Regions from separate parts of the Mus musculus genome. Here all the other regions are linked to region 1. Evidence: chromatin loops called from intact Hi-C (ENCODE). Cell type or tissue: left cerebral cortex. All regions are shown on one strand. Region 1 holds the start of Gm51892 (a long non-coding RNA gene). Region 2 has its middle 9.3 kb from the start of Olfr1393. Region 3 overlaps Gm36109 (predicted gene, 36109). Region 4 holds the start of Irgm1 (immunity-related GTPase family M member 1).

Region 1 (8,000 bases):
AGTGTGTGTAAACTAGACCAAGTATATCAACTCCTATGGTTCCTGATTCTTCAGTTTTCCTGTACTCTGATGCATTTTTTCCCTCTCCATTATTTGTTCATAATTTTCTAAGTTTGCAATCAGGGACACTAACATTAGTTATAAAAGTATTATGCCACTTATTTTATTTTCCTTAGCATATATACATTGTAAAAAGTGGGGTTTGTTGTGACCATTTCACACTGTCAAAAACTGTATATTTGTTGTGCTTTACTAAAACTAAGCAGGCAATTCCATGAGAGCAGATGTTTAACCTATCACATTCACACTTGTCCCATATTCCTGTCCTACCATAAGCCTGGAGGAATCTCTGCTCTTGGGAAGTAGAGGTCACAGGGTAAAACATTAGTCTTCCCAGACAGGATTGGTCAGTGAAAAGGTAGGCTTACACGTGTGGAACATGTCAAAAAATTAAAACTTTGACCATAAAGTTTATTGTGAAGTCTGGGACACTTTTGGGGTGAACACAATGGAGCAAGACTAGAGAAGGATGGCGGGCACAAAGGATGTGCACTCTGGTCCTGTACGCTATACCCTATGAGGGATGGCAGCCACAATGGGTGTAGACCTATGAAGCAAACCTCCTGACCAGATAGAAATAGGCCACAGGGTATGGGATGAATCCCAGACATTCATGAGTATGGATGCTGTGTTCCCTATTCCCTCTCTCTGGGTCAGTGAAGACCAAGGAGGGAGCTTGGGTCAGACGGAGCAGTTCTTCCCTGGCCCTCTCACCTAGTAAGAGCAAGTAGGGGAAGAGGAAAATGGTTATTTTAATGCTAGAACTCCCTCTAAAGGTAGGTTTTCTTCAGGACACCCAACCAAAGATAACTGAGAGTCATTTCCCAGTTATTCCATCCTAACTTCACAGTTTCTATGCCAAGCTGATGGTTCATTTTTCAGTTTCTATTTGTGAATTGGCACATCCTTTTCCTCCTATTGTCTGTCCTACTGTTGTTGGAGTGTTGGAGGAAAGGAGAAAGTGAGTCATTTCCCATTCTTTCTTTTCTTATTTATTTATTTATTTATTTATTTATTTATATGAGTACACTGTCATTGTCTTCAGACACACTAGAAGAGGGCATCAGATCCCATTACAGATGGTTGTGAGCCACCATGTGGTTGCCGAGAATTGAACTCAGGACCTCTGGAAGAGCAGTCAGTGTTCTTAACCACTGAGTCACCTCTCCAGCCCTTCTTAATGTCTTATTAATGTTTCCTTACCTTCTTTCTCTCTGTCTGTGAGACCATCCGTGGGTCCCTGAGTTGAAGTATTGTGTGCAGTAGGAAGGCAGTGAAAGTGGGGATCAAGAAAAGTGCTGTGCTGGGCGGTGGTTTTAATCCCAGCACTTGGGAGGCAGAGGCAGGTGGATTTCTGAGTTCGAGGCCAGCCTGGTCTACAGAGTGAGTTCCAGGACAGCCAGGGCTACACAGAGAAACCCTGTCTCAAAACAAACAAACAAACAAACAAACAAACAAAGTGCTGATATGGGACACAGAATATGTTGTCTCCAAAGAACAGTGTGGGGACGAAGCGGCTTCTTAATGCTCTCATCCAAAGGAAGCAAAACAAAACCACCGCCTAAACACCCAGCACACAGAGTTGAAACATGTGAGCCGAAACAAAAATTTTCACAAGGTTTTTCTGGATAATATAAATATTATTCAGCCAAAGAATATCTGCTGAGAACATAACAGTCACTTCGTTAAGAGCCTGGGATCAATATGGTATTCAAAAGCAGCATCAGGAAACATAAGTTCTAGTGAGGACCAGAAGTTAGCAAAATTTTGTAGACAGAGCATACCATACACTGGTACTGCTTGCCAGGCCACACAAGGCAGAAAAGAGCTTCAGAGTGGAAGAAAAAGTCACCTTTAAATAGGGTGTGAGGGGAGTGTTCAGTGAGGACTGGAGATGGCGTGAACATGTCTGGGAAAAGACCTCTGTGTGATGTAACACTGGAAGGTCAAGGCCTTGAAGCTGGTGTCTGTTTTCAATGTTGGGAGAACATGTGGTGGCCAATGGGACTGGACACGAGAGAATTACAGGGGACCAGAAAGAAAGCAGGACTGTGTTGCAGTAAATCTTCAACCCAAATATGCCCCAGCAATGAAAACACAACTCAAATAATATGAATATAAGCTGTGCCTATGTAAGAGTGACAATACTAATCCTAATTTTATATCAATAAAAAATTCATACCAGTGAAAACATTAAATTTGTATCAACTAAATTCTGTAGCAATGTAAGATATAGCTATGTAATAGAACTGGGTGTTAGATTACAGGTGATACTGCTAGGCTCCTCCCAGGGACTTACCAGTGGCTTACATCACCACCTGCCACAATTATCTGCTGCCAGATGTGGGTTGCACACCAGTAGCGTACAAAAAAGACGGCTTGCAACTCCAGTTCTCGCTCTCTCTCCCTCTCCTCTCTCCCCTCCTTCTCCCCATCCCTGTTCCCTGTCTCTCCTCCCATATGTTTGTTCGTGGCTGGCCTCTCTTTCTCTCTTTTGGTCCTTCTTTCTGTCCTCCTGTGTTCCCTCTTCACTGACCTTATGGCTCTGCTCCCGTCTGTCTGCTCTACCCCTTCCTCTCTTCCTCTCTCCAGTCTGTCCTCTCTCCCCCTCTCTTCTCCAAATAGACCTCCCTTATATCAGGTCTGTCTCGTGGCATGATTTCTCAGGGGGGCAACTTGGCATGAGCCCACCAGGTACCCCTGCCCATCTCCACATTACATTTTATAACACTGGGTGGTGATGGGGGTGGGGTTTCTGATGAAGGTCTTTCATAATAAAATTTTCATTCTTACAAATATAGAGTTAATAGCCTGAGATAGGAACAGGCTATGCAATGATGGAAAAGCCAAACAAGGAATTCCAGAGGTGCTGGCATACACAACATAACTAAATTAGGTTAAACCCCGTTAGGGAACATTGCCACCCATGCACAGTGACAGTGACAAGTGCTGGTGTCAGGTGGGAAGTGGCAGCTGTGAAGGAGTTGGGAATGGGAATGTTTTAGAAGGGTCGGCAGGAGCTTCTGACGGACGGACGGACGGACGGACAGACGGAATGACCAAGTTATCGAAAGCTAGCCCTTGAAAGTAACTCCAGTGCAGTAACCAGACAGACCTGTCACTTACTGATGTGGGAAATGGGGTGATGTTGTCCCATGGACGAGGAAGACTTGTTCACCGCACTTTACCTAGGACAAGTTCATTCGAGGGCCATAGTGAAGGATTGTATTGGAATTCAGTGGCTCAGAGTAGTCTCACCTATTATGAAAGCAAACAGCCACATGGGGGCAGCAGAGAGCCAAGAAGCAAGAACCAGGCCTGCGAGTAAGAAAGGAATCTCTGGCTTTGAGTGTGTTTGCTTTTCGGTTTTTGGTTTTTTTCCTTGGTTGTATTTTGGGTTGTTTGATTTGGGTTTGGATTTGGAGGGAGGGGATCTTACATAGCCCAGTTGTTACTGGCACCAGGATGACCTTGAACACCTGACCTTCCCGTCTGCACTTTTCAGAGCTCTCCCCAGCCGTTCTTTATTGTTGCTATGGCTTAATACAGAAACCTCCCCCATGCATGGTCTCCTGCTTTGAATGCTTGCTGCCCCCCTCCCCCCGCTGCTGTCATTTCAGGAGGCTCTGGGTCCTTTAGGAGGTGGGTCCTAGCTGGCAGAAGGAAGTCATCAGGGATTGCTCTTTGAAGGTGACAAGCCAGCCACTGGTTCTATCCCCACTCTTTGTAATTTCTGGTCCACAAAGATGTTAACGGTCTGCCACACAGGTCTGCCTGCCACACCAGGGACTAAGCCACTCTGCCCAGGCTTCTGTGGTTTCTCTCACATCAGGCGCTCAATTAACCTCTCCTTCCTTAAACTGTCTTCTTTCGATACTGTTGCTAATTAATATGAATGCTTCCCAACAACTCACCAGTATGTCCTTAGTCAGTTGCAAATAGTATAAAAATAACTTTCATCTGTCTAATCTATGGAATAGCACAGCCAAGCCAAACCTACTTAAGTTGCTAGCATGTATTTGCATATAGTTGGATGAAATTGTCTTACAGTCTGGTATACGGTAACATGTATGCTATCTCGTGTAATATGTTACATATCTGTATGCAAAAGGAGAAAATGTGCAGGTAACTGTACAAATAGCCATGTGCCCTCGTGCTGCTAGGCAGGCTGAGAACTGTGGCTGACAACCGCCCCCTCCCCCCCCCCCAAGAAGGTATCATCACGTGAGGTTGCCTGGGGAAGGACCCAAATTCAACTGCTGCCTCGCTGTTTCTGCCGGATTCGCATCACTATATAGCACTATCCAATGGAACCGCCATAATGGCTGAGATGTCTACAGTTATCACGACCACCGTGGTCATGTTGGGATTTGTACAAAGTGGGCCCTTCAGAAGGTAGTGAAAACCCAAGGCAGAGCATGTGGGCCACAATGGTGAGGACCTCAAAAGCCGGAGCAAGCAGCCCGTACAGGATAAAGTGGAGAAGAGGGAACCGGGCTGCTCTGAACCACGCTGCTGGTCAGACTCTCCTAAGTTATGTATGCATCCTTTGTTTCTGCTGGCTTCTGCCACTCACAAAAGTTGATTCCAAGCTCTAGAGTCTGAGCGGCTCTCTAAGGGCTGCTTTCACCCGCTGTGCCCTCCACGTGGGACACCTCTCTTGGTCCTGCAGCCTGCTAATACCTCTGACCTTCTACACCCACGAGGACATCTCCCTTTTCTCCTAGTCTCTCCCATCTCCTCCTCTACTGCAGGAGCTGCAGGGCCGTCTGCAGCAGTCTGGGACCCTTCCTTGCTTCCTCCCACTTGGAGCTCCGTAGGTTTCTCTGTGGCTCCTGGAACCTGCTACTATGCCCATTAGTACCCCCCACCACATGGACAACTTTCTACGCCCGATCTGATCTGAGTCTCTCTACTAAAGACACTGGCTCCCTTTTCCCCTGCTCTCTCCTAGCTCCTCCCCACTCCCCTAGGAACCACAGCCCACCTGCAGTCCTGGCTCTCAGCTCCCTCTGTTGCTTATAGGAACAACCCCTCCCCCTGCACCCAGTGTTCTGCTTTTTAAAGCCTGTGGTAGAAAGTCACATGTTTGTTAGTGTTAGAGGATGGTTTTGTGTTCTGTGTATCCAGATGCAGATTTCTATGCTCAGACATCTGGTTGTGGTCCGGATGACGGCAGGGCCAACCATCTCTGGTCTCTATCTTATGTAAACATTGTTTTCCCTTACCGGGTTGGTCAGTGAAAAGCTGATCAGAGAATGCAGGACTTCTGATCCCAGAGGCTGGCCCATAGGAAACATGACATGCAGGTCACCAAGGGTTTCACCCTGAGGACCCACATGGAGCAGAGCAAACCCCGGTGAGTCTCAAAGACTGTGAGCGATGCAGGGCCTGTGCCTGGGATGTACATAGTTTAGAAGGTTAGAATAGATGAATATCTGCCCTCTCATAGTGCTTGAAACTTATTAATAAGCTGACTAGCCCAATCTACATACACCCATCCTTCTGGACAAAGAGTGTTCATGCTTTTAACCCAAAACATTTCTGAGTCCCCAAGTTTTTACTATGACTATGACTCAAAGTCTACTGCCTTTTCTACAGTGTGGATTTCAGTACAGATTATAAGCAGTGGTAACTTTTTAATCTCTTTTTATAAACTTAGAAAATCTCTTGTAAGCTTCAGGGAGTCAACTTGAATCCAGCTCTTGCAGGTCAAATGGCCTCCAGATAAGTACTCCTGACAACAAGCATCCTAAGTTTTCCTGCCTATTCATAAGGGTGGTGACTCTCCCCTTTCCCCTGGTCTTGGGACTCCCTCCCCAACTACCAGAACTGTGGGTCTAAAAGTTTCAAATGCACACCTAGATTAAAAAAAAAGTTCCCCCAAACGTCCTAAATTTACCCTTTCTCCCTAGTCTACCTGTCCTAGAAGATTTAAAATCAATTATAGACTGCTCCAGTGCCAGCTCCAGGTACCCCCTTAAAAAACTCTGCACCCCGGATAGCTTCAAAGCTTCAAAGCAGCTAGCACAAGGTGGTCCAGTCTCACAGACTGCTAGAAAATGCTACCTGCACTTTCTTTGTCCCAGATGGTCCTTCTGGGCCTGGTCAGGAAGTGAAACAACCTTCTCTTCCTGGATTTGGTCAGCATGCCAGCTTCTTTGCCCCACCCCCACCCCAACCTACCAATCAGCACCAATGTCAGCAGGAAGTAGAATCAGCTCCTTATTATCAACCAAAAGGCTGGTATGTCAGGTTTCAGCCTTTTGACCGAGATGCCTATTTAACAATTCAAAATGGATCTGACCACCAGGTTTTCCCCGAATTCCTCAGTCCAGCCTGTTACTGGGCTGGCATACTACCCCACCACCCACCACCACCCCACCCACCACCACCCTCTGCTTCATGACCCCACCACCAACTCTCAAGCTTAGGGGGCTGGGCCACTCTTCCCTAAATAATTCAACTCTTTTGGTTACCCACTCTCTTTGCACCTTTGGGCCTCCTGGTTGCTACACCTGGGTGCTTCTCCCCTCTCTCTTACATTCAGCACAGTATGCTCTTACCACTCTGGACTCTCCCAGATGTCTCTGCCTCTGACTACAATTTCCCTTTTATCTACAATAAAATCTCTCCTACAACTTACCTAGGACCAGCCAGTTATGTTGCTTTCGTTTTTATTTCTGTTTTTCATTCCATTGATTTTTGCCAATCTTTTCTGTCCTGCTCTGATCCTTATTTCTCCACGTCCTCTCAGACTGATTTTGTTTTTCTGTCTTCAAGTTTGCAAACTGTGTGGTGGGGACGTGGTGGGGGGTGCTGAACCCTTTTAAAGCATCAGGGCTCTTTACCAAGTCCACCTTTTCTTGTGTTTCTTTTAATTAGGTATTTTCTTCATTTACATTTCAAATGCTATCCAAAAAGTCCCCCATACCCCCCCTCTTGTATTTTTAATACAGTCATTTAAAACTATATATTTCCATCAGGCCTACCTCAGCCGCAGTCCATTCATTTGGATATTATGTGATTCACCATCATTTGGTTTCCAGCTCCCTTTTTGATCCTTCTTTGACCTTGTAGACCCTCATGGGGAAGGAGACAGAGGAGAAGGGGGAAGAGAAAGAGAGAGAGTCCACATGCAGGGAGAGAGATGGGGATAGAGAGACCAAAATGTCTACATTATATAGGTAAGAGCTTCAGGGGTAGGGGTAGGGGAAGCCCAGCCCCTCAGCTGGAAAGTTCAAGGCAGAGGGCAGGTATGCCAGCCAGGTCCCATAACAGGTAGGGACTAAGGAATGCTGGGAGAACCTGGAGGCCCCTTGTCCTGGGTCTGAATCCCAACACATATGTCATTAAACTTTATTTTCATCCATTCCCCTCCCCTATTGCCATTCGCATGACCCCTTCCCCACAGCCAGCTCCCTCCCTTTCCCCAGTTAGTTCCAATTTCTGCTTTTGTATTGTGTGTATTCCACTACCATCTCTATTTCCCACTGGCCATAAGAGCACTTCTTTCACGATCCCCTTTCTGGTTTCATGACCATCAAATGCATCCTCACATGTAAGTGTATACACACACACACACACACACACACACACACACACACACACACACACCATTTTAAATCTAGGCTTCACAAATGAGAGAATCACAATGTCTAATAACGATGTTCTTTCATATGCACATCACAGTTGAAGCTGGCCTTCCCAGAATGCCTCAGGAAAGGGCTTGAGATGACTCTTCAGCAGCCCTCTCTTGCAAGTGAGTCAGATGGGACACACGGACCACATGTCACTCTACTCCAGCAAGGTTTCCTCTGGCTCAGCTAGGTAATCTAATTCTTGTCTTTACTTTTGCCAAATTGTAACAGGCACATGTTCAGTGCCATCTAATTCATTTTCTAATTTTTGTATTTATCGTTGCTGTTGTTATTATTTGT
Region 2 (8,000 bases), 170 kb before region 1:
TAAGTATATAGTTGTATGCAGTAAATTTTCTTCTTATTATGAAATACCAGAAATTAAAGAGGTAATTAACCACATTACAGATTTTTTGAAAAATAAAACAACATACATGACTAGCAATGAAATAGACATGTTAACACTATAATGAGTGATTTGCTGTAGTTTTTTTTTTTTTTGAGGGGGTTGTTTGTTCGTTTGTATTGCTGTTGCAGTTTAGTGTGTTACAAAACAAAACAACAACAACACTCCCCCTCATAAAAGCATCAGGAATTTAAATGAGGATGAGACAGCCACGGACATGCTTCCACCCTGGCCCAGCTAACAGCAGAGGCAGGAATTGATTCCAACCGAGTCTGGCATGAGAAATTTGGGGGTGAGCTGAATTTCAATAACATCTGAGAACGTCTCAAGGGGAGGCCTCTGATAAGGCCAGCAGTCACCAGCACAGAGATGGGCCGTTTCTCTTTTCCCAGAATCCCCTGTCGGAAGCCACTAGCAGGGAGACAAGTCAGCTGAAGAGAGCAGTAAATTAAACACACATCAGTCCATTGGCAGGTTGGCTTCCCAAGGGGACAGCAGCGCGGCTGGCTGTAGTCCCAATGAGGGGAAATCCAGGGACACAGAAAGCCCATCCACCAAGCAATCAGCTGCCGGTCCCCGTCAACTTGCTTAGAAGTGGCATGTTCGGCTGACCCAGTGTGGCCTAGGTCAAAATACTGTTTTTCTCTGACAGCTTGGCACGGCTCTGCTTCTGCAAGGGTTTGCTAAGGATTTAGTGAACAGTCTGAGTGTGCTTATAGACACTGGCGCCTTTGTGCATAATGTATAAATTACATAAGTCATGATTTTGAGGTGGGGGATGTGGTTTTGAGACTCACTGTGTAACCCTGGCTGGCCTGGACCTTTCTACACAGATCAGACTGGCTTCAAACTCACAGGCATCTTCCTGCATCCTGCCTCCTCCTGCCTCCTCCTGCCTCCTCCTGCCTCCTCCTGCCTCCTCCTGCCTCCTCCTGCCTCCTCCTGCCTCCTCCTGCCTCCTCCTGCCTCCTCCTGCCTCCTCCTGCCTCCTCCTGCCTCCTCCTGCCTCCTCCTGCCTCCTCTTGCCTCCTCCTGCCTCTGCAGTGCTGGGATTCAAGGCATGCACTCCCATACTCCAGCACTGAGCTGTTTCCTGTCTCTGCTTAATATTCATGCCTGTGTCCCTAAGAATTCCCATTCTAACTCATCCGCACTGAGTCAGTCTCCTTGAATCCAAGCCAAAATAAGACCGCTCTCACAAACCCACAGTAAATCGAGAGACATTTCTTTTGTCTGATTTATTCCTTGTGGAGAAAAGTGGGGGGAGAAGAACTGAGAAAACTGTGTGTGTGTGTGTGCATGTGTGTGCATGAATATTTACCAAATATATATAAATATCATTTTTATCATATACAATATTTACAATATATATCCTTGGCTGTCCTGGAACTCACTCTGTAGACCAGGTTGGCCTTGAATTTCAAGATCCACCAGCCTCCCAAGTGCTGGGATTTAAAGGCCTGTACCACTACCTCTTGATAATTTTTTGTTTGTTTGTTTGTTTTTAATTTCATGAGTGGCTTTTCCTCATCTTCCGTTTGTATCAGGTTCTGACTTGCACTTGTACAAGTGGTTTGGTGCTCACGGCAGCTTCTTTTCTCATAAGGAAGAGAGCCGTATAAGTAACTCTGCAATGATGATGTGCTTCTGTGTCCGTGCATGGCGCGGGCACGTAACTGACTACAGGGCCCCCAGAAAAGGACATTGGATCCCCTGGAGCTGGAGTTGCTGGCAGTTGTCAACCACCCAACGTGATGCTGGGAAGGGAACTTGGACCTCTGCAAGACCAGTCCATACTCTTAACCACTGAGCCAACTCTCCAGTTCCCGTGATAGCTGTCTTAGAATTCTTGCAGAGAAGTAGTGAAAGACAGAAATGTTGCTAGTGATTAAAGTGCAGGGACTATCTTTACCACATTGTCTGTAATGCGTATACATTTTACAATTAGGAAAAAAGATGGAGGTGCAGGGGAAAGGACAGGTGCTCCTCCTTGGGCTTTGAAGGTATGAAAACCTCCTGATATCAAGGTCTGCTGGGTACCCAGACCTCTAGGATTCAGCATAAGCCTTCCAGTAAAACAAAGCTTCGAGGGACCCCAGGAGTCTGTGGTTAGAAGTTAGCATTATCTTACTTTGAATTGTGTGCATTTCTTGCCCCCCTAAGGGGAACCCACATTCCAACTGAATGATAGGATTCCATCAATACAGTTTTTAACCTCCACTTTGATCAATTTTTACACTATGTGGTGATAAAGGGTGGAAGGCAGAAATTGTTTCCAGGCGAACACACAGGTACACTGACCTCCCTGCCCCACAGTGGGGTAGCCTGTGCTTCCAAAAGGAGACAGCCTGTTCTGAGCTGACAACAGGATTTGGGGGAGAGAGAATACAGACGAAAGCATAAACTAGTGAAGGGAACTGGGTGGATACTAGTGTTCTCCCCTGTGCAAAAAGAGACTAGACATGTAGGCGGCCCTCTTACCACCAGATCACAGACTATTCTCTTCTTCCTGCTGGCTCACTGTGTGCTCAGCACAGCGACAAACAATTCCATCTTACTTCTTCCTGACAGGTTTGTCACAATAAATCTTGGAAGTTCTAAACTACAATAACTTTATTCACTTTATTCCCCAGAGAAAGAATTGTTCCTATTCTTGCATACCAACAAATGCAGGGACACAACAGATCAACTCAATGTCTGTGAAACGTGTTTGCTTGCAGAAAGTGTGTAGCTTCCTGCCTGTGTCTTTCTAGTCAATGGCTTCTAAGTGATAGGACTAGGGCCTTTTTTTTTTTGCTCTTAACTTTGTGAGAAGAAGAAAGTATTTTTAAAGTATTTTAGAATAGCAATCATAGAGAACTTACTAATTTGCAACAGAGCCAAAGTTGATAGGCTGAAAAATATCAAGAGTAAACCATATGAAAAGTTCTAGAAGGTATGACATGTACATAAGACAAATGGAGGGAGGGGCAAGAAGGACGAACTGAGGGAGAAGGGAATGAACCTAAGGAAAAACAGGTATCGGCTCCGCTAGGGAAGAAAGGTACTGACTTCAATGTGTGGCCATCTGACTGAGTTGTTGAGCTGCCAGACCAGGAGAGGAGATGGGCAGCTATTGTTAGAGATGGAAGCCCTGGGGGCGGGACATCAGTATCTTCAGCAGTTTCAGAAACTCTGAGTCTAGTCAATTCAACCAAACCTCAAGAGACCTTGCAAATTCCCGCCTAGTGCAATTTTTTCAAATTACCACGAGAGGGCACTCCTGCCTAATGAAGACCAAAGTCCAACTACACACTTGTTTCATATGGAAGGAGTTACAGAGACAAAGTTTGGAGCTGTGACGAAAGGATGGGCCATCTAGAGACTGCCAAATCCGGGGATCCATCCCATAATCAGCTTCCAAATGCTGACACCATTGTATACACTAGCAAGATTTTGCTGAAAGGACCCAGATATAGCTGTCTCTTGTGAGACTAGGCTGGGGCCTAGCAAACACAGAAGTGGATGCTCACAGTCAGCTAATGGATGGATCACAGGGCCCCCAATGGAGGAGCTAGAGAAAGTACCCAAGGAGCTAAAGGGATCTGCAACCCTATAGGTGGAACAACATTATGAACTAACCAGTACCCTGGAGCTCTTGACTCTAGCTGCATATGTATCAAAAGATGGCCTAGTCGGCCATCACTGGAAAGAGAGGCCCATTGGACTTGCAAACTTTATATGCCCAGTACAGGGGAACACCAGGGCCAAAAAGTGGGAGTGGGTGGGTAGGGGAGTGGGGGGGAGGGTATGGGGGACTTTTGGGATAGCATTGGAAATGTAAATGAGGAAAATACCTAATAAAAATATTTTAAAAATTAAATCTAGGAAGTGAAATTATGAATGAATTTCATTTGCTTCTAATTTTCTACATTTCACAGTTGTATTGAAACTAACACATTGCTTCATGGTTACTAAAATATTTATAAATAAAGAACTGATGAAAAGTAGCGCCCCACCATCATCCAATCAAATGGGGTGAAGATCTGGATAGACACTACCTCAAAGGAGACTCACGTGACCAGCAGATACTTCAAACTGTTTGAAATGTCAATATCTGTAGCCAGCAGGAAATGCAAAGTAAAACTGCTTTGATGTCCTATCTCATCCCAGTCGAAAGGGCTATCGCCAGGAAAACAAATGCTGGGGATGGTGTGGGAACATGTGTCTTATACTGCACTATTTATTGAAAATAGAACTAAGTGCTAGAGAGATGGCTCAGTGGTTAAGAGCACTGACTGCTCTCCCAGAGGTCCTGAGTTCAAATCCCAGCATGACATGGTGACTCACAACCATCTGTAATGTGATCTGATGCCCTCTTTTGGTGTGTCTGAAGAGAGCTACAGTGTACTTATATATAATAAATATATTTTTAAAAAAAGAGTTAGGGAAATAGAATATAAAATATGACTCAGCTGTGCCACTCCTGCATATATATCTGAAGGATTCTGGGTCTACATACCTCACAGATACCAGTACGCCTACATTGTTGATGTCTACAAGAGCTGAGAAATGCAGCCGCCTGGATGTCCATCAGGCAGATCAACACCTAAGGGACATGTGGTGTGCGCATACAATGGAATTTCTTTAGTTGTAAGAAAAAAAATCAAATCATAACACTCAGGGTGAAGTAAAGAGATCCGGAGATTGTTTTGCTACACGAAATGAGCCAGACTCAGAAAGACAAATACCGTCTTTCCTCTCATGTAGAACATTGATTTAAGTGTGCGCATGCGTGTGTTGAAAGAAAGACGACCATGACCTGAGAAAAGAGGAAGAGATCTTAGAGGCAGAAGTGAGGGTAACAGTATAAGGCAGTGGTTCTTGGCATTTCCTAGTGCCACGACCCTTTAACAGCTCCTCATATGGTGGTGACCCCCAACCATTAAATTATTTTTGTTGCTACTTCATATCTCTAATTTTGCTACTGCTATGAATCATAACGTAAATATCTGATCTGCAGGATATTTGATATGCGACCCTGCGAAAGGGGCCGTTCGCCTGTGTGTGCATGCACGTATACACACACACACACTCACACTCACACGAGGGTCGAGACCCAGAAGTTGAGAACCGCTGGACTCAGCGCCCACAAAAGAAGAAAGGAGAGTGGTTTGGAAGAGGGTGGGGTTCTTTTGTGATTGGGTTACCTCACTCAGGATGATGCCCTCCAGGTCCAACCATTTGGCTAGGAATTTCATAAATTCATTCTTTTTAATAGCTGAGTAGTACTCCATTGTGTAAATGTACCACATTTTCTGTATCCATTCCTCTGTTGAGGGGCATCTGGGTTCTTTCCAGCTTCTGGCTATTATAAATAAGGCTGCTATGAACATAGTGGAGCATTTGTCCTTCTTACCGGTTGGGACATCTTCTGGATATATACCCAGGAGAGGTATTGCTGGATCCTCCGGTAGTACTATGTCCAATTTTCTGAGGAACCGCCAGACTGATTTCCAGAGTGGTTGTACAAGCCTGCAATCCCACCAACAATGGAGGAGTGTTCCTCTTTCTCCACATCCACGCCAGCATCTGCTGTCACCTGAATTTTGGAGGAGCTAGAGAAAGTATCCAAGGAGCTAAAGAGATCTGCAACCCTATCGGTGGAACAACATTATGAACTAACCAGTACCCCAGAGCTCTTGACTCTAGCTGCATATATATCAAAAGATGGCCTAGTCGGCCATCACTGGAAAGAGAGGCCCATTGGGTCAGGCAAACTTTATATGCCCCAGTACAGGGGAATGCCAGGGCCAAAAAATGGGAATGGGTGGGTAGGGGAGTGGGGGGGGGTGGGGGACATTTGGGATAGCATTGGAAATGTAATTGAGAAAAATACGTAATAAAAAAAAAGGAAGAGGGCGGGGGTGGGGTGTTGAGCAAGCAGAGAAGGGGGGACAAAAGAACAACAAATGGTGGCATACACATGTGAAGATGCCACAGAGAAAACCAGTGCCCCATGTGTGAATTAATTAATTTTAAAAGTTAGTTTTAAAAGATTTGCCCTGTGACCTTGTATTTGATGAGACAGATACAGGCGCTGGGGTATAATATGTGTGTAGCTGGCAGGTGACAAAGTATTGATTCTTGTATTATCTCAGTGGAAAAAAATGTGGGTCACTAATCTTTCGATGTCCCTACGGGTTTAAATTCTCATAATTAAAAACTTGAAAAAAATACTTCAAATATAAAACTGGAAAAAGCTGGGCGTGAATAAAAGAATATACCCATTAATTCAAAGATAATTTCTACCTTAGTAATAGAGTGAGCATCACTGAGAACACCATACTCACCCTTCGGTACTAATGGATAAATGTCTGGAATTTCTCATCCGCGAAACATTTGTTTAAGCATTCCATTCCGGTTGCAGAGACTTCTCCACTTCAAGGACAGAACAGGAAAGCCGACCGGTTAACCAACCGGTTACTATTTTAACTTATCAAAAACTTTCAAACAGCAGCTAAAAATAACCATTCATTTTGCTGGTCATGGGTTAAACATTGAGGAGGGCTGACTGGCTTTGACCGGCTGGCTAGCTGCTGCTTCACACCAAGTTGTAGCAGATACTGACCCAGGCTTGGAGTTTCAAAAGGCTCCACAGGACTGAATATGGAAGACGGTTCGCTCACACGGCAGCAGATGTTCCTGCCCACTAACCTTCCCATCTGGCCTCTCCCGTGAGGTGGTCCCAGAACAGTGAGATTTCTTACACGCTTAGCTTTTAGCCCAAGGTTCTAAGCCAGCAGTTCTCAACCAGACGCCAAATATCCTGCATATCAGATATTTACGTTACAATTTATAACAGTACCAAAATTAGTTATGAAGTAGCATTGAAATAATTTTGTTTGGTGTCACCACCACTTGAAGAATGGTATTAAAGTGTAGCAGCTTTAGGAAGAATGAGACTCATTGTTCTAAGCAATACAGGCAGAAATCCCACAAGCTTCTTTGTTGTTGTTATAGCCAGACATTGGACACCCTCCAGAGAGCCATATGTAAGGCTTGGTCCCCAGAGTCGTGTGCTGGACAGGGAGATCTACAGTCACTTGGAGTTGTGCTCCCTAAAGCAAGCGGTAGGACCCTGGCCTATCTCATCGGTCTGCTTCTTAGCTGGAGATGTGAGCAGTCACAGTGACACACGCATCCTCCCACCAGGCAGCCAAGTGGCCCGGCTTAGACTTGAACCTTCCAAATCACGTGCCAAAATAAACCTCTACTTCCGAGATGATCTGTGTCTACTATTTTGTTATGGTGGCATAAAGGGACTAATGTACCGTCAATGACTTCTGTTGGAGCCTTGAGTAGGATGGAGTCAACTGTTCCCAGTGTGTGCTAATTGTTCTCTTCTGGGAAAGAATGGAGGGTTGTGGTGAGTTCTAGCTTGCGTATGCGTGTGTGTGCGCGTGTGTGCACCTCCTTTCCCCTTTCCTGATGCCTAGATCCATCTTGGAAGGCGAGCGGAGAGCCACACGTTGAAGATGACGCCTTGGTTCATCGGTGTGTGTTTCCTGTCAATCGGCACTTCTGGAGATGTGTGTGGCCTTTAAGAAAACTACTCTTGTGTGACCTTGAGAGTCTCACCACCACGACAGGACAGCAGGACAGTTCTCACCAAAGCCAGTGAGGGTTCCCGGGAATTTAATTTTACCTTTTCCAGGTCAGGCAGGATTCTTAAAGCATAACCTTCACTCCTGTTTTTCTTGGTAATAATGTTTAACTAAAAATCAACTCAGCTGGTGGATTTCTTTCGTAATCTCTTTTGCTGACAGCACGCCTGTGTGTTGTTAGTGGCCGTGAACCTTTGATCAGGCACTGACTGCAGACCCTCCTCTGGCCTGTCTTCCTTTCTCCCAGCCTAACGTGTGAGTGTGTGTGTATGTGAG
Region 3 (8,000 bases), 310 kb after region 1:
TCAGTGGGCTCTGGGACACTGCACGGTAGCGTCTTTAAATATTGCAGAAGCCTTAGAGCTAAGTCAATGCTGCAAATAGAGTTGAGAATTTTAGATGTTAGGAAATCGGTGTGAAGGCGGGGCCCATGGTGCAGCTGAAAGGCTCCGCGAGGAGCCCCTCATTCAGGCCTCAGGACAATAGCGGACACCCAAGAACTCACAACAGACCGAGCTTGTTGCAAACCACATGAGGCTTTATTCGGGGAAAGCCAGAGCTCTGGGGACGACTCATATCCCACGCAGGGGTAGAGGAGTTGTCCTCGAGGGGAAAGAGTTCCCAGTTTTTATAGGCCCTCAGGGGGGAAAGGAGAAGGGGGAGAGTAGGGGATTTTCAGATCTAAATAATGTCTATTCTTAAGAAATGGGTATGGGAGGGGTACAAGGAAAGAGTCTAATGAAGGTGCAGCAATGGGCACGCACCTGGTCAGAACATTGGCAGACACACAGGTTCAAGGAGTGGCCAGAGCACTGTGCACCTCTATTTTTCTAAATCAGTGAAGCTAATTCTGCTAACACTGACGTCTATCTTGCCAATTTCAGGGCTTCTGTGTCCTTTTACATTCTGCCAGGATCTTTCACAGCCACAGGGGAGAAGAGCAAGCTTAAACAGTTCGTTAGGTGATTCTGCAGCCACCAGCTGAACCCAGAAAGGAAGACATTCAGTGAGATAAGTACCTGACACACATGGTTGTCACCGTCTCCCACCCCCGAGTTTCAGTCACAAGCATTGCTATTATAATATGTGTAGAAAGATCCAATTCTGTTTCGTTCAGTGTTATTGAAAGTTTTTCAAATTGAGCTCATGTTGCTCGGTTGGTAGAGTGCTTGCCTAACATGGATAAAGCCCCCGGCTTCATAACTAGCACCCATGAAACTGGGTGTGGGTGGCATAGCCTTATGCTCTCAAAGCTTGGGAAGTGGAGGTGGGAAGATCAAACACTTAAGTTAATTGTTTTCTATAAAGTGAGTTCAAGGCCAGCCTGAGCTGCATGAGATCTTGTCTCAAAACAAAACAAAACAAACAAAACAAAACACCACCACCACCACCACCACAACAACAACAGTAACACACTCTAATATTAAGTATCCCTGGGAATGCTTGGTGCTCTTCTAGAGGACCTAGGTTGCATTTCTTTTTTTTTTTTTTTAATTTATTTATTTTATGTATATGAGTACACTGTTGCTGTCTTTAGACACACCAGAAGAGGGCACTGGATCCCATTACAGATGGTTGTGAGCCACCATGTGGTTGCTGGGAATTGAACTCAGGACTTCTGGAAGAGCAGAGTTTGTGCTCTTAACCACTGAGCCATCTCTCCAGCCCCGAGGTTGCATTTCTTGCATCCATGTTAAATGATCACAGTCACCTGTATCTCTAGCTCCAGGAGTTATGATGGCCTCTTTTGCCCTCAAAGACACTGTCATATGCATAACACACACATGCGCATTTGCGAGTGCACACAAGCTCACACACAAATGTACAGACACATGCGCATTCACACACATATATGCATGCATGCATACACAGGTGCACACTTGAACACAGACACCCACAAGTGTCCAAGCACACACACACCCATACACACACACACACACACACACACACACACACACACACAAATAAAAAGAAAAAGGAAGTCTCACTAGAAGTAGGATCATTTTGTGGCTAATGCACTAATAGATTTATCTCTTCATCCTTCCTCCAGCTTTATTCAGTTTTGTGGGGTTCTCTCCTTCCTTGAGTTGTGCTTTAGTAAGAAGTACATTGTACCAAGATATATTAGTCCAATATAATCTACACACACACACACACACACACACACACACACAGCATAAATAAAACTCCTGGAAAATTTTAGTGTTCCCACCCTTAAGTTTTTAAAGAACTAAACTTTTCTCTTCTGGCTTATTCAGTAAAATGTTGTTTAAGACACAATACAAGGTGGTTCTGATGGTGCAGGCCTGTCATTCCAGTTGCTTGGGAAACTGAGGTAGGAAGACTGCAAGTTCGAGGTCTGCCTGGACTGTGCTGTGAGTTCAAGGACAGCCTCTACCACTTATCGGGTCCCTGACTGAACACACAAAAGCAGGGCTGAAACATAGCTCAGTTTTCCTTTTAAACATTTTTTTAAAAACTGAATATTTTCTCTTTGTGCGTGAGTGCTTTGCCTACATGTGTGTCTGTGCACCTCATGTGTACCTGGTATTCTCAGAGACCAGAAGAGGATATAGAACCCCTTGACACTAGAGTGATGGATACATGGCTGTTAGCCACATGTAGGTGCTGGGAATTGAACCCTGGTCCCATGGAAGGACCATCCCCAGTCCACTGAGAATATCTTCATATATTCGTGTGCTTCCGCAAATGAAAATTCCTCCATTGATCTAAATTATTTCTATGCTTTTCCAAGAAGTCCCATGAACTCAGAAAGTGCCCTGGGCCTTCCACTCTTCAGTCTTCTGGGAAGAAGTCATCTCTACTGGCATTACAGACTCCTAGAGAAGAAAACATTTTAAAAAGAAAGAAAAATTAAAAGCAAAAAAAAAAAAAAAAAAAGTGAAAAAGCAAAACGAATTAAAAAAAAAATAATGGCAAGGAACATAGCTCCATGGTAGAACTTTTGAGCAGCACACACAAGGCCTTGTATTTACCCAGTATAATAAATAGGAATAAATTTGACTTTCACCTAGAATTCTGTTCGAACTCAGCATCTGAAAAGTACCTGAAGGAGCTCAGGAGAGAAACAGAGGTTGGAGCTGGATCTGGGGTTGAGCACCACCAGGACCTCACCCACCCTGAGTGGGCTTACCCGTGACTTCAACTCCAGGGGCGTCTGATGCCTCTGATTTCTAAGACTCCTGCAGTCATGCAATACAACGCCCCCCCAAAGACCCACGAGCAAACACATAGTTAAAAATTATGTTTTTAAGCCGGGCAGTGGTGGCACATGCCTTTAATCCCCAGCACTTGGGAGGCAGAGGCAGGCGGATTTCTGAGTTCGAGACCAGCCTGGTCTACAGAGTGAGTTCCAGGACAGCCAGGGCTATACAGAGAAACCCTGTCTCGAAAAACCAAACAAACAAAAATTATGTTTTTGAGATAGGGTCTTGTTAGATAGCACTGACCTTTGCCAATAAACTTCACCAATGAAGCTGTAGCTGAACTGACAGAGACCTGTCTGCTTCTAGCTCCCGAGTGCTGGGATTAGAGACATTGTCACCATTCCCAGCATTAGAAATCTGGGACGAGCTTCATTTGAGGGTGTGATATCCAGCACCATGAGAAGGGCTTAGTGGCACGCGCTCTGCAATTTCAGTCCTTAGGAGGGAGGAACAGGGGGATAGGAATCTATGTGGAAGGAGGCAAGCATGGGTGTCGTCCCTGGCCCAGGGACCCCAGAACCGGCTCTTCCGCGGTGCCTAGCAGTGTCTGTGGTGCCGGAGAGTCGGAGCCCAACTCTGGCAGGTCCACGGGAATCCCAGACTTTTCCTGCCCCCGGAGCTCACAGACCAACACCGGCCAGGACCTTGATACCAACAATGGGAGTTCTGTGTGCCCCGCTGAAGTCAACTACACCAAGCATGCTCTGGAGAATGCAATCTGGAAAACCTCACTAGATCTAAGACGAGGAAAGAGGTGCTATCTCCTCATGGCTAGAGAGAGGTCCCCATGGGGGCAAGAGGCGTTTGAGTAAAGGGCAGATACCAGGCCCAGGGCTAGCATGGACTTCCCAGGAAATTACTGTGGCACCATGTCCTTACAAATTAGAGTTAAAAATTAATGAGAGGTCAGACCTTACAGGCTGGCTCCGGGGCTGTGAACTTTCTAGCTCTTCTGTTCTTCAGGGAGACAGCCCAGCAGGAAGCAGGCTCCCCGCCCGTGCCGTATCACGATTCTGCGGAAGATGGGTTTACCTCTAGGTCATGGTGGCTGCTCTCTAACTCCAAGTTGGCTAGGTTTGCTATTACCACCGTTGCTTAGTGGGCCATCTGCTCCCATGGGGAGCCACCAGCCTGGGTAAATGGGGAAAGGTTTTTTCCTTTCCTTTCCTTTCCTTTCCTTTCCTTTCCTTTCCTTTCCTTTCCTTTCCTTTCCTTTCCTTTCCTTTCCTTTCCTTTCCTTTCCTTTCCTTTCCTTTCCTTTTCGACAGGGTTTCTCTGTAGCCCTGGCTGTCCTGTAACTCACTTTGTAGACCAGGCTGGCCTCGAACTCAGAAATTCGCCTGCCTCTGCTTCCCAAGTGCTGGGAATTAAAGCATTCCAATTTCAAAGAATCAACACCCTGCAGGTCTTGCTGACTGTTGGAAGGAGGTGTGTAATGGTAAGGGGTGACAATGCCTGGCAACAGGGACGTGGGGGCCTGACTTCAGGACAGACTGCGGGCTGCACTCTCCGCCTCTGCAGGCGTCAGTCCTTGTTATAACCTGTGTTATAAGAACTATAGCTCTCCTTCTCCCATCTCCTTAATTTACTTATAGCGGCTTATAGCTAAATTGCCTTGAATCTCGGAAGACTGCTTTCCTGTATGAGTGTGTGGTGTCTACCCTGGATTCCTATCGCTCTCACTCTCGGACTCGGGTGCTCAGTGCTGCCACCCCGCGTCCGCTTAGGTTCCAGTTTAGTCCTCTATAAATGAAGCCCAAAAGATCTCTCCTTGAATTTGGAGCTTGATGGGCAACCAAGGAGTCCCAGGAATTCTCTCTGTCTCTCCTCCCCTCAGCATGCGGGTTACAGACATGTGAAGTCTTGGTCTCGATTCGATCTCGGTCCACGCAATAACTTCATTTGAGAGAGAGAGAGAGAGAGAGAGAGAGAGAGAGAGAGAGAGAGAGAGAGAGAGAAATATCTATGGTGGAGTCACTGAAGTAGGTGGAGGACCTCTGTGTGGGAACACAGAGAGGAACTGAGACAAACTTAGTCTCGAGGTTCCTCAGGGTCTGATAGATAAGTCTAGAAGGTAGATATGAGCAGGTTAGGGATTCTGTGAGCAGAAATCCAGAACAGTGTATTATAAAGTGTCCCCAGACACTAGAGATTCGAGCTCTTGGGCCCTATAACCAGCCAGGCTACTGTGAGGCTCGGAATGGCTCTCACGCTGCATATCGGATCCCCTAAAATGTATCATCTATTCTTTAGACTTGCATCATTTCTCCTAGCAGCACCTCTTGAAGATGCAAGTCTGGCTTCTTGGCCTGGTGTCAGAGACCCAGACAGGGACCTGGCTGCCTCTTTTCTATCTTCCTCCAAATCTGGGCTGTGTCTGGTTTCATCCCTCCTTGTATGGGGGCATCTGCTCTGATTATCTCCATGCTGGGCTACGAGGCCTGTGTGCAAATACCCGTTCTCACCCTTGTCACACAAGTCTGGTAGTACCTATGTACTCTCAGGAACGCTCACGCTAGGCAGAGGCACAAGAGAGACTGAACATCTGGACATGGACATGTGTGAACTAAGCATTTATAACTTGGAAAAGAACTTGAACCTCTAGGGAACATTTGGTCGAAGTAAGACAAGAAAGTGCAGCTGTCTGGGCAGGACTTGAACCTTGATCGGGGACAGAGCTTGGGTATTTCTGCCTCCCATGAAGGCTATCACACATCCGTGGGACACTTTCTCTACTACCTCTAAGTGCTTGGAATTACTGGTCTTGCCTCTGTGTAAGTTATTTAATGTGCTATCTCAGAGGCATATTTATTACTTATCACATCTTTATCATCTTTTTTTTGGTGCTGGGAGTCAAACCTAGGCAACAATTTTTATTTGTTTATTTTATTTTATTTTGGTTTTTCAAGACAAGGTTTCTCTGTATAGCCCTGGAACTTACTCGGTAGACCAGGCTGGCCTCGAACTCAGAAATCCACTTGCCTCTGCCTCCCAAGTGCTGGGATTAAAGGCGTGTGCCACCATGCCCGTTTTTTTTTTTTTTTTTAATTAAATAACTTGTGAGCAAGTTGGGCATCTTGGGGAACTTGGGGTTCCTTTGCCATTTTGGATGATTCATTTTATAGTTTGTACATTAAACTATGCGTAAGCGGCCTGTGAGGAAGCTCAGAGGGTAAAGCACTCATCAGGCAATAAACGGACACTCCAAGAAGCATTCTGTTCTACCGGGCACAAAAAGGCACAGCAAGCAAGCAAACATTCCAAAATCTCCGTCTGTGGAGCTTAGTGCTGCCACCTTGTGTCCGCTTTGGTTCCCAGTTCTCATTAGTAAATTAAGCACAAAATCTCCCCCCCCCCCCTTTTTTTTGTCTCTGTGTCTGATTTCCCTCTCTCCCTCTCCCTCTCCTCCCTCATCAAAAGACAACGCGCAAAAGTGGGTTCTATTCCCTTTGTCGTTTGGGAGGTACTTGGGGATCAACCTTAAGTAGTCAGGCTAGGCTTGAGGCAAGCACGTTATCCACTGAGCCCTGTCGCCAGCCTTCGTTTGAATTTTAGTTTAGTATTTTTTCATATGAGTAGGACATTATATTGATTTTTATTTCAAAATATATGGGAGGGGAGGCCCTTGGTCCTGGGGAGGTTTGATGCCCCAGCATAGGCGGATGCTGAAGCGGTGGGGTGGCGGTGGTGGTGGGTGGGGGTGTACTCTCATACAGGCAAAGAGAAGGGGGAGGGCAGATGTGGCATGGGTGGTTGGTGGAGGGATAACCAGGAAGTGGGATATCATTTGAGATATAAACGAATGGAATGATTAATAAAGAAAATGCTACTTGTGATCCCTTTTGCCCAAGAATCTTTTAGGCAACCTGGGATAGGAAAATATATTAAGTATATTTGTTGCTTTTCTGTTGCTGTGACAAAAATGCCTCTAGCCCAAAGCAGCTTAAGGAAAAATGGGTTTGCTATGGTTCCAGGGGCATAGAGTCCATATGTTGGCGGGAGACAGGGGCTGCAGGCAGAACTGTGTGTGTGTGTGTGTGTGTGTGTGTGGTGTAAGCCGGCTGGTCATGTGTTCATTTGCCGAGGGGGTGGGGATCAAGAGAGTGAGAGTGAGACTGAAAGCAGGAAGTGCAGTCAGGCCATCAACTCTCAGAACCAGCAGCTCCCAATGACGCACTTCCTCCAGCAAGGCTGATCTGCCTAAAGGTTCCACTACCTCCCCAAACAGCACCAACTGGGGAACAAGTGTTCAAATACAAGAGCCTGCCGGGCATGGTGGCACACGCCTTTCATCCCAGCACTCAGGAGGCAGGGGCAGGCGGATTTCTGAGTTCGAGGCCAGCCTGGTCTACAGAGTGAGTTCCAAGACAGCCAGGGCTATACAGAGAAACCCTGTCTCAAAACAAAACAAATACAAGAGCCTATGGAAGACATGTCTTACTGAAATCACACAGTAGGTCTATAAAATAGAGATAAGGATAAAACATTTACTGATAACAAATCACAAAAGATCTATTTCACGGCCAGTGAGATGGCTCAGCTGTAAGGTACCAAGCTTAATGAGCTGTGTTTGATGCCCAGGACCTTTTCAGCAGAAAGAAATAACTGATTTCCTCAAGTTGTCGCCAGTGTCCACATGTATGCTGTATCCACATGGATGGCTGTAATGACAGTTAGTTAGTTAACCATCGATTTATCTATTTCTTTAGTTGTGGGGTCTCACTTTGTATTCCTGGCCTGCCTGGGATACAAAGTGCGTCACTGAGTTCCATCTGCCTGTGCTTTCCCACTGCTGGGAGTAAAGGTGTGCATCACAGCCCAGCAGAATGTGTGCAGACTTTAAAAAAAACGAAACCCAAACTTAGCCTTTTTAGTTTGTTTGTTTTTGCATATTTTGCGGGTGGGGCTCAAGACAGTCTCTTTGTGTAGCCTTGGATGTCCTGGAACTCAAGGAGATCCGTCTGCCTCTGCCTCCCAAGTGCTGGAATTCAAGGTGTGCACCATCACCGCCCAACTAGGAGAGCTGTGAAATTCTGTTCATTTTTAAAAAATGAGATGTAGAAGTTATGTAATAAACC
Region 4 (8,000 bases), 230 kb after region 1:
TCTAAAACCAAGAATTTGGTCTATACTAGCGTCTATGTTCACAAAAAGCCACCAAATTTTTAAATTCATAACTACCAGGCTGGTTCCCATAGCACTAAGTTCCTTTGATGGGGACTCTGTCAAGATCAGCAAGGCATGACTACATGGAACGACACACAGGAAATGCTCCAGGGAATATTAGTCACTATATTACATAAGCTACTAATTTTATTTGGTGAAATATAAAGGGACTTTTGAAAGATTTATTTATTGTTTTTATTTATGTATATGTATGTATACATCATATACATGCAAGTGTCTGAGGATTCCAGGGGGCTTTGAGTTCCCCAGACCTGGAGTTACAGGGAGCTATAACCCACTTGATACAGGTGCTAGGAACTAAACGCTGGTTATCTGGAATAGCAGCAAGTGCTCTTAACCATTGAGCCATTTCTCCAGCCCATAAATAGCCTAAGTTATCCATCTGGAATAGAATATCTTTAATGCAACTCAATGGAACATGGAAGAATAGGCCAGAGTGCATGGTTGAGTGGTGAATTCTTTTTCCCAGGTGTGTTCATTTGGATCTTTCCTGTGTGAAATGGATTTCTTGTTGTTGCTATGGCTCATAAGACTATAAGGTATGCTGCTCACAGAATCGAGTCACTTCCACATCCTAGAACACACATCCCCTTCCACCGTCATGCAACCCCAGTTATCAGTATGCGGGCCTCCCTGCCTCCTTCCCCTAAAATCGTCTGTTGTGCCTTAGTATGTGGAGCTCTTGAAAGGTCTCCCCACTCTTATCTCCTACCTTGAGCTCTAAGAGCTTCAAGGAGGGGGTATGCATGGGTAAATAGGTGGAGCAAACTCATAGACATATGCGCTGTTAAATGCATGGCAGTCTGGTATTGCTAAAAATACTATAGGCTACAAGCCTTAGGTTTTCTTCTTAGTTGGGCGAAATTGGTTTAGTTAATTCTCTCTCTTACTGAATTTAGTATCTATGTTGGGCCCACATTCCATGAAGGATGTCTCAGGAAGGTCAAACTGCATAGGGTGTCCACTTTCCAACCTGTGTCATCTGAGATAATTCTCCAGAGTCTGTAGCATATTGATGTTGACCTTGTTGGTGCTCAGATATGTTGTGTGCCCATTAGTCATTGGAGATAGGCACAAGTGTGTAAGATCTTGGTTATGGATCACAGATAAAAATCTAACATTCGGGCTGGAGAGATGGCTCAGCAGTTAAGAGGAACCATATGGTGACTTACAACCATCTGTAATGGGGATCCGATGCCCTCTTCTGGTGTGTCTGAAGACAGTGACAGTGTACTCACCTACATTAAATAAATAAATAAATAAATAAATAAATAAATAAACCTTTAAAAATAACATTCAAACCCACAAACTCTACTGTTCCTATTCTCTTGTAGAAAACACTAGATGGGGTGCTGAACAATTGACAGTCAACAGGTGGCACTGTATTGGCTTTAAACAGAAATTGCTCAGACACACAGATTTAATTGGAAATGGTGAGTTTGATCATAGATTACACCCAGAGGGAAGCAAACATGATGACTTGTTAAAAGAATGTGAACAGAGTGAAAAATAAATTTCAACCTAGTTTGTACCACATTGACTACCATGTTAAATAAAATAAAATCATTTTACCTTTTTTTCTAATAAGAGAGAAGTGCTCATTAAAATTTTGACCAGTAAGGGCTAGATAGATGGCTCTGCAGTTAAGAACAAGTGCTGCTCTTCCAGAGGACACAAGTTCAGTACCTAACACATCAGACAGCTCACACCTGCCTGTAACTCCAGCTCTGGGAGAATCCATCACCCTCTTCTGGCCTCTGCATACTGTATTCTCATTTATGTACAGGGAGGAATGATATGAAACACTGCCTTCTGAACATGGCATAGCTTTTGTAACTAAGAACCCACAGCAGTCATAGCTACCTGCACGAGATGTGCACCAGACTGGGAGCTTCGACATCCCATCAGAGATGGGGAGGCTTACAAGGTCCCAGTCCTCATCCCAGGTCCCTTACAAGGTCCCGGTCCTCCTCAGGAGCTGCAGCAGTGTCATAGTTGCTGGAGGAGGAGAAGTCATGTCCTCGGGGGTGTAACCCCTGGTATGCTGTTCTTGCTCAAACAAGCAGCTTCCACCTATGCAAACAGCCTTTTTAAAAATGGAGTGAACCACAAATAAAAACCATGAAAGTAGAAGGGGGACTTACATAAAAGAAGGAGTTTACTGGGAAAGGAAAGGGGATAAGAAAGGAAAATGGGGGAATATGATTACAATACATTGTGTGTGTGTGTGTGTGTGTGTGTGTGTGTGTGTGTGTGTGTGTGTACGTACACATGTGTGTGTATGCATGAATATGAATAAATGTGTATATATGTATGTGAAATAATAAATCAACTTAAAATATTTTTTGGATTGGAATTGGAGAATAAAGTGGAGAAGAAGAGGGAAGAGAGAAACAAGGAAGGAATACTGGGAGAGACAATCAAAACCAAGGGTCATTTGAGGGGTAGTATGGAAACCTAGTCCAGTAGATGCTTCCTAAAATACACACACACACACACACACACACACACACACACACACACATGAAGGTGATCTAAATGAAATAGCCATATAATGGGGGAGGCAGAACCCTAACTAGATCTCTCACGTCACCAAATGAAGCCTCCAGTACCAGGAACAGATTCTCTTTCAGGGCTGGAGAGATGGCTCAGTGGTTAAGAGCACTGACTGCTCCTCCAGAGGTCCTGAGTTCAAATCCCAGCAACCACATGGTGGCTCACAACCATCTGTAATGGGGTCCCAGGCCCTCTTTTGGTCTGAAGACAGCTACAGTGTACTAATACATAAAATAAATAAATCTTTTTTAAAAGGGAATAGATTGTTTTCAATCAAAGAGTGACCATTTTTGAGTGACCAGATTGTATTTGGTCACCATAATTAGTTCAGAAGTCCTGACTTGATAAGAGAAAATGACAAAGCCATGGTAAAACTTGTGCTGGTTACAATACCTGAAAGAAACAACTTAAGGAAGAAAGAATTATTTTTGACTCATGGTTTGAAAAGGCTAGAGTTGGTTCAGTCCTTGGCCACTTGGCTCGTGCTTTTAGGGAGAGCTTCGTGGATTTGGGGGCATGTGGTTTAGGAGACTGTTCAGCTCATGGCTGACAAGAGACAGAGAGAGGTAGAGACACAGAGACAGAAAGAGACAGAGAACAGCTTAAGATGGTGTACCTTCACTTCAGGACGGAGGCTTATAAAACCCAAGAACCTAAGGAAACTTCAAGAACCTTGAGCTCAAAGGCTCAGACTCACAACTCCCTTCCCCACGCTTAGACAAGCAGTAAACCCTTGCTGGGAGAGAGGAGCCATCCTTCTGGAGTGCCTGCTGCAACCAGTGCAGGAGCTTCCAAGGATGCTGTGTTCCTGAGTCCTGGTGAGGTTGGGGTGGGCTTATCAGTGAGGTCACTGCCCTCAATCACCCAAGCTTCTACAAAGAACCCCAAACTGTTTATTGGTTGACTAAGGCAGACTTGGAGGAAATGTCTTTGCTCTATCTGGGGTGAAGAGATGACTCTCCAGAAAAGACACACGACTGAAGCCTTCTCTATCACCATCTCTATCTACGCAGCTCTAGTAGTGCGAGAGGAAATGGAAAAGGGAACCAGGGTGACACCTAGCGGCTGCTTAGGAAAGAGTTTTTTTTCCACATGTATTCTTTTGTCAAATTTTTTGAGACTTCCATACATGAGTCTCCATTCACACCATTTCCTTACCTGCCTTTCTCCCTCCAATCTCTCCCACATCCTCCACTTCTGCTCAAATTCCTCTTCTTCTTTAATTTGTATTGTTACACACACACACCCTCAAAACCCTGTGAGTCCATTTAGTGCTCCTTGTAGGAGTAAGTGTTTAGGGTTGATCATTTTCACTTGAGACTACATAATAACCCATAATCCATCAGGAGTCTCATCCCTAGAGAAGATTAATGCTCCTTGAGAGAGAAATGTTTTTAATCTGAAATATGTGAGCCAGGGCAGAGTGAGTCCAATATTAGAAAACCAAAATATTACATGAGAAAATATCCCACTTTCTATGCCTTCAGAGAAAGGAGAGGCAATTAGTCTGCATATGCAAAATAATCTGTGAAGATGTGCACACTCATGCACACGCATGCACACACATGCACACACACGTGATTTTTAAAAGAAGATAAAGAAAGACTGCTTCACCTCAATCGAATTATGCCATGAAGTACTGAGAGAAACCACCTCCTCCGAGTGAGGTCAGAGTGCTGAGATACCTCATATATTTTGCAGCAAAGACTTCCCATGTCCAGGATCCAATAGCAGGCCACAGCCTGGAGAGGGCAGCTGCAGAAAGGATAAAATCCTTGCCGAGCCCCAACTGTCAGCTACTTGGTTTCCTTGTACGAGTCAAAGTGCAATTCCAGATACTGAAGAACTGAGGTGTGTCTCTGTGACAGCTGGAGGAGATAAGTCGCCTCTGTGGGTGCTTTGTGAGAGGAGGAGGAGGAGAGGAGCCGTATGAAGCCCTATCTCTGTCCCTGTGGGAGCAGGAGACCAGGAAAGCCCTTTCAGTCAGAGTCCTCTGTGCTGCAGCCGACAAGCCTTTCCTGTGTGAGTTGGAGTCACAGATAGGAACAAGGCCCATGAGAAGCCAAGTGCTGCGCTTGAAGCTAAGACACCTACACTACCCCTGACAGAAATACTGGGGCTCTTTTTTTCAGTCACAAAGAAAGTAGCAGATGATTTCATTATCCTAGCACAGTAGTGAGTACAAGACTCTGTAGGCTCGGTGACCTCAAGTGTGTGTGTGTGTGTGTGTGTGTGTGTGTGTGTGTGTAGATTTATGAGTGTCTGTATGTACATGTATATGCCTTATTATGCAGGATAGGTGTGAGATCGTGATTGACAGGTCACCAGCTATGTCCAAGACCTTGGTTCCCAAGAGTGAATCTCCATGAATCTTTCTGTAAGGAGTAACTAACATGGTGTGGCGATTAATGAACTGTACCAGGGTCTCCCTGCTGAACAACAGGGTGAAAAGGCAAGTCCCCACACTTCGGTGTCAGAGAAAAGTAAACAGAGAAATGCCTATACTGTGCTTTTGTAACTGTTGACTCTTCCTTTCCTTTCTACAGTGAATGAATGATTAACCAGAGTAAGAACCTGGTACTAAGACAGGATCTTGATTAACTCAGCCTTTGCTCGTCTTGATAGTTCATGCTTTTAGCTCCAGCACTCAGGAAGCAGATGCAGGTAAACTCCGTAAGTTCAAGGCCAGCCTGGTCTACACAGAGAGTAGGTTAGGGAAGCCAAAGATTCTCGGCCAGTGACATTTTTAAGGACAGACCGCCTGTGTTCTGATTATTGACTGTGTACACACAGCATCCTGCCCTGAGGAATCTTTACCTGACACCCAGTTATAACAAACCCTGCTGTGCCCAGCCTCAGTTCCTCCGCAGGAGCAAGAGCCTGAGAGAACTAACTCTGAGCTCAAGGGAGACCCTGGCCCTGGGGAAACACAAAGTGCTGAGTTGAAATGCTGGCTCACTGAGACAGAAGGTTCCAGAAACTCTCTTCCTGGCCTTCCTGTACTGTGCTCAGACCTGTTCCTGTTTGTTCTTATAGAAATCACATAAAGAAAGCAGGACATACAGATTGTCCAGTCTCTCAAAGACAGACATTGAAACTAGCCTGCTTTCTCCTCAGGCTTTGAGGAGAAGCTGAGGGCTTAGAGGAATCAAACAAGGACAGATCCTGGCTATCACTCAAGGCCTCCAGTTCATTAAACAACAGCTCACACTTGTTCCTCTTCTCAGCAACTCAGTCTTTTCCGGTAAGGAGAAAGAGAAAGCCACCAGCGCCGGTAGAGGATCACATTACTGGTCACTTGGAGGGGTGACAAAGGGCTCCTTGTGACCAGAGGATCACATTGCCCAAACCTCTGGGCAATACTGAGCCTGTAATGGGCAGAAGTAGAGTTTGGAACACTGGTTAGTGCCTGTGTGAGGAGCCGCCTCATTCCTCCTGGCCCAATCTGTCTCCCTCTCGCAGTGACTATGGAACAGGCTCAGCTCTGCCCCTCTTTGCTGTGCAGTAAGAACTCACCGGTAGGTACAGAAGAGCAGCAGAGAGAATAACAGCCGCCCGACACTCTGAAAGCTACTTGGCTCCTCTTCGCTGCCCCCTCTGTCACTGTGACCGTGGCCGGTTGCTTTAAAAAAAAAAAATTCTGTTTTTCTTCATGAAAACGTTACACAGGGGTCAGTGCTTCTATGCCATGGTCAAAGCGTCCAGCCCCTGCGTTTACTCTCTAATAATCTACCTCCTAGATCTGAGGAAAATGAAGTATGTCCCCTCTCAGCTCATACCCTCTTCCCTCTCAAACACTAACGAGGACAAGAACCCGATTCTCGACTCCCTGGTGCTCTGACATTCTCCTTTATATAGAGAGGTGTGATTAATCAAGTGAGCCGGCAAACGGGGTAAACGATCATACAGAACAAGGTCTCAGTGCAGCCTCCAAGCTCGGGGTGGCCTGAGGTTGCTGGGTCTGGAGGTTAGCATTGCCCAGGGCCAGCATCTCCACAGGTGGTATCCACGGAAAGAAGTAGCAGGTTCAGACACTGGAAGGTCTGACGCGGGGCTGGCTGTTAAAGTCCCTAAACAGACACAACTCCAACCCCAACGCCCCCACCCTCCACTTCCACCACCACCTCCAATCCCTCATCCCGACCCCTGTTGACGGTGAGTCAGCACAGCAGGGTTCTGCTCCTCTTTGAAGACTACTATGCAGCCCGCCCAGCCTAATCCTGAAAACTAGCCTGTTTCAAGAAATAGAAACCGAAACTGATTCTCAATTCGAGTCCGTCCCCCCCCCGCTCCCCCGCTGGGCCCAGGCAGGCATATCTCCGGTCTAGAAAGTGCAGGACAAAAAGCAAGGTCTGCTCGAAGACCAGAAGCTGAAAGAAAATCCACGCGATCAGACCTCCTCTTGGTTCGTCTCCTCTCAGAAGGACTCCAGACCTCTGCATCTCATCTCTCAACATCCGGGTCTATATTCCAGTTTTGGATCTCTACATAGGGAACTTCTGCCGGAGGACAGCAACGTTTTTGTCCTAGGAAGAAAGGGGTGACGTTCCAGGAAGGCCACTAACATCGAATCACACATAATAACTCCTCTGGATCAGGTAAGTAAAAGTCTCTTAAATGTAGCTTGGCCACCCCCAATCTAATATGAATCCCCCAATATAATATGAACGGTAAAACCGTGAAAACAGGTCATGTGACCTTGGGGTCTGGTTTCTTTTGCTCAGGCAGTGTCCACAGCAGAGCCTCACTTTGACTGTCTAGTACCACACAGCCCTGCTGTATCTTTGCTGTTCAGATATATCTAAACCACCAGCCTGGAGGCAAATGCGTACCTCACCTTATTTCTGGCCTTGTGGTTCTTCTAATGCTGGCTAAATTTGAAGGAGGGCAGAGCGTGCCAACCCATATTCTCTTGGAATTTAAGATAGCGTCTCTTCATAGCTCCACAAAATAAACGCCCAGGATTAGAATGGACCACAGGCAATATCTAGGATACATGAAAAAAATAGGGGGGGGGGGAGGTTTGTTTCTTATCTGGACTACCCATGGAATAGGAATCTCAGAGTAGGTTTTGAGTATAAGGTATCATAGTGACCTTTTTGTCTGACTCCATTAAAATGTTTTATTTGCATTGGAGAAAGTGTCTCTGTTTAAGGAACCACCTCCTTCACTAGTCTGTAAGTTTATAGTTAATGAGATGGGAGCTTTTCAAATACCATCTTCCCAGAGCATGTGGGTTCAGTACTGTCCCCATTCACCGTGAGCAAGTTTATCACACTTTCCAAAGATAAATAAATATCAGAGGGAATTGTGTGGTCCCTGCTACCTTTCATGCAGCTATGGGCAAGTGTGTGCGAGCATGC

What was found. Hi-C counts contacts between places; a loop is a spot of excess contacts. Peaks named below come from ENCODE experiments on the same cell type or tissue, not always from the same donor. Only the 100,000 strongest peaks of a DNase experiment are listed, where the experiment ranks them.
Region 2: a loop joins it to region 1, with 4 times the contacts of the local background. A loop is called at or near these places in 21 of 42 quality-filtered maps.
Region 3: it touches region 1 in a loop (6-fold over the local background); 25 of 42 quality-filtered maps call a loop at or near these places.
Region 4: it touches region 1 in a loop (6-fold over the local background); 37 of 42 quality-filtered maps call a loop at or near these places.

The regions. Positions count from the first base shown.
Region 1 is chr11:49,098,824-49,106,823 of GRCm38, reverse strand. Gm51892 (a long non-coding RNA gene) reads left to right here and starts at 5,306. Exons shown (of 3, transcript XR_003949669.1): 1 at 5,306-5,419; 2 at 7,753-7,890. In left cerebral cortex, CTCF peaks have their summits at 845 and 3,341 (motif pointing right); a DNase peak (open chromatin) is centred at 3,347.
Region 2 is chr11:49,266,830-49,274,829 of GRCm38, reverse strand. It overlaps a transcript of Olfr1393 not described here. Among named protein-coding and RNA genes, the nearest start is that of Olfr1393, 9.3 kb to the left of the region's middle. In left cerebral cortex, a CTCF peak has its summit at 3,324 (motif pointing right); DNase peaks (open chromatin) are centred at 1,219 and 3,323.
Region 3 is chr11:48,787,033-48,795,032 of GRCm38, reverse strand. It overlaps Gm36109 (predicted gene, 36109), which reads left to right. Exons shown (of 2, transcript NR_166852.1): 2 at 1-2,639. Among named protein-coding and RNA genes, the nearest start is that of Gm36109, 8.4 kb to the left of the region's middle. In left cerebral cortex, CTCF peaks have their summits at 4,627 and 6,201 (motif pointing left); DNase peaks (open chromatin) are centred at 4,628, 6,205 and 7,007; H3K4me3 peaks cover 808 bases.
Region 4 is chr11:48,870,329-48,878,328 of GRCm38, reverse strand. Irgm1 (immunity-related GTPase family M member 1) reads left to right here and starts at 6,909. Exons shown (of 3, transcript NM_008326.2): 1 at 6,909-7,235. In left cerebral cortex, CTCF peaks have their summits at 1,227, 3,701 (motif pointing left) and 6,161; DNase peaks (open chromatin) are centred at 5,988, 6,655, 6,948, 7,008 and 1 more place; H3K4me3 peaks cover 2,131 bases; H3K27ac peaks cover 2,357 bases.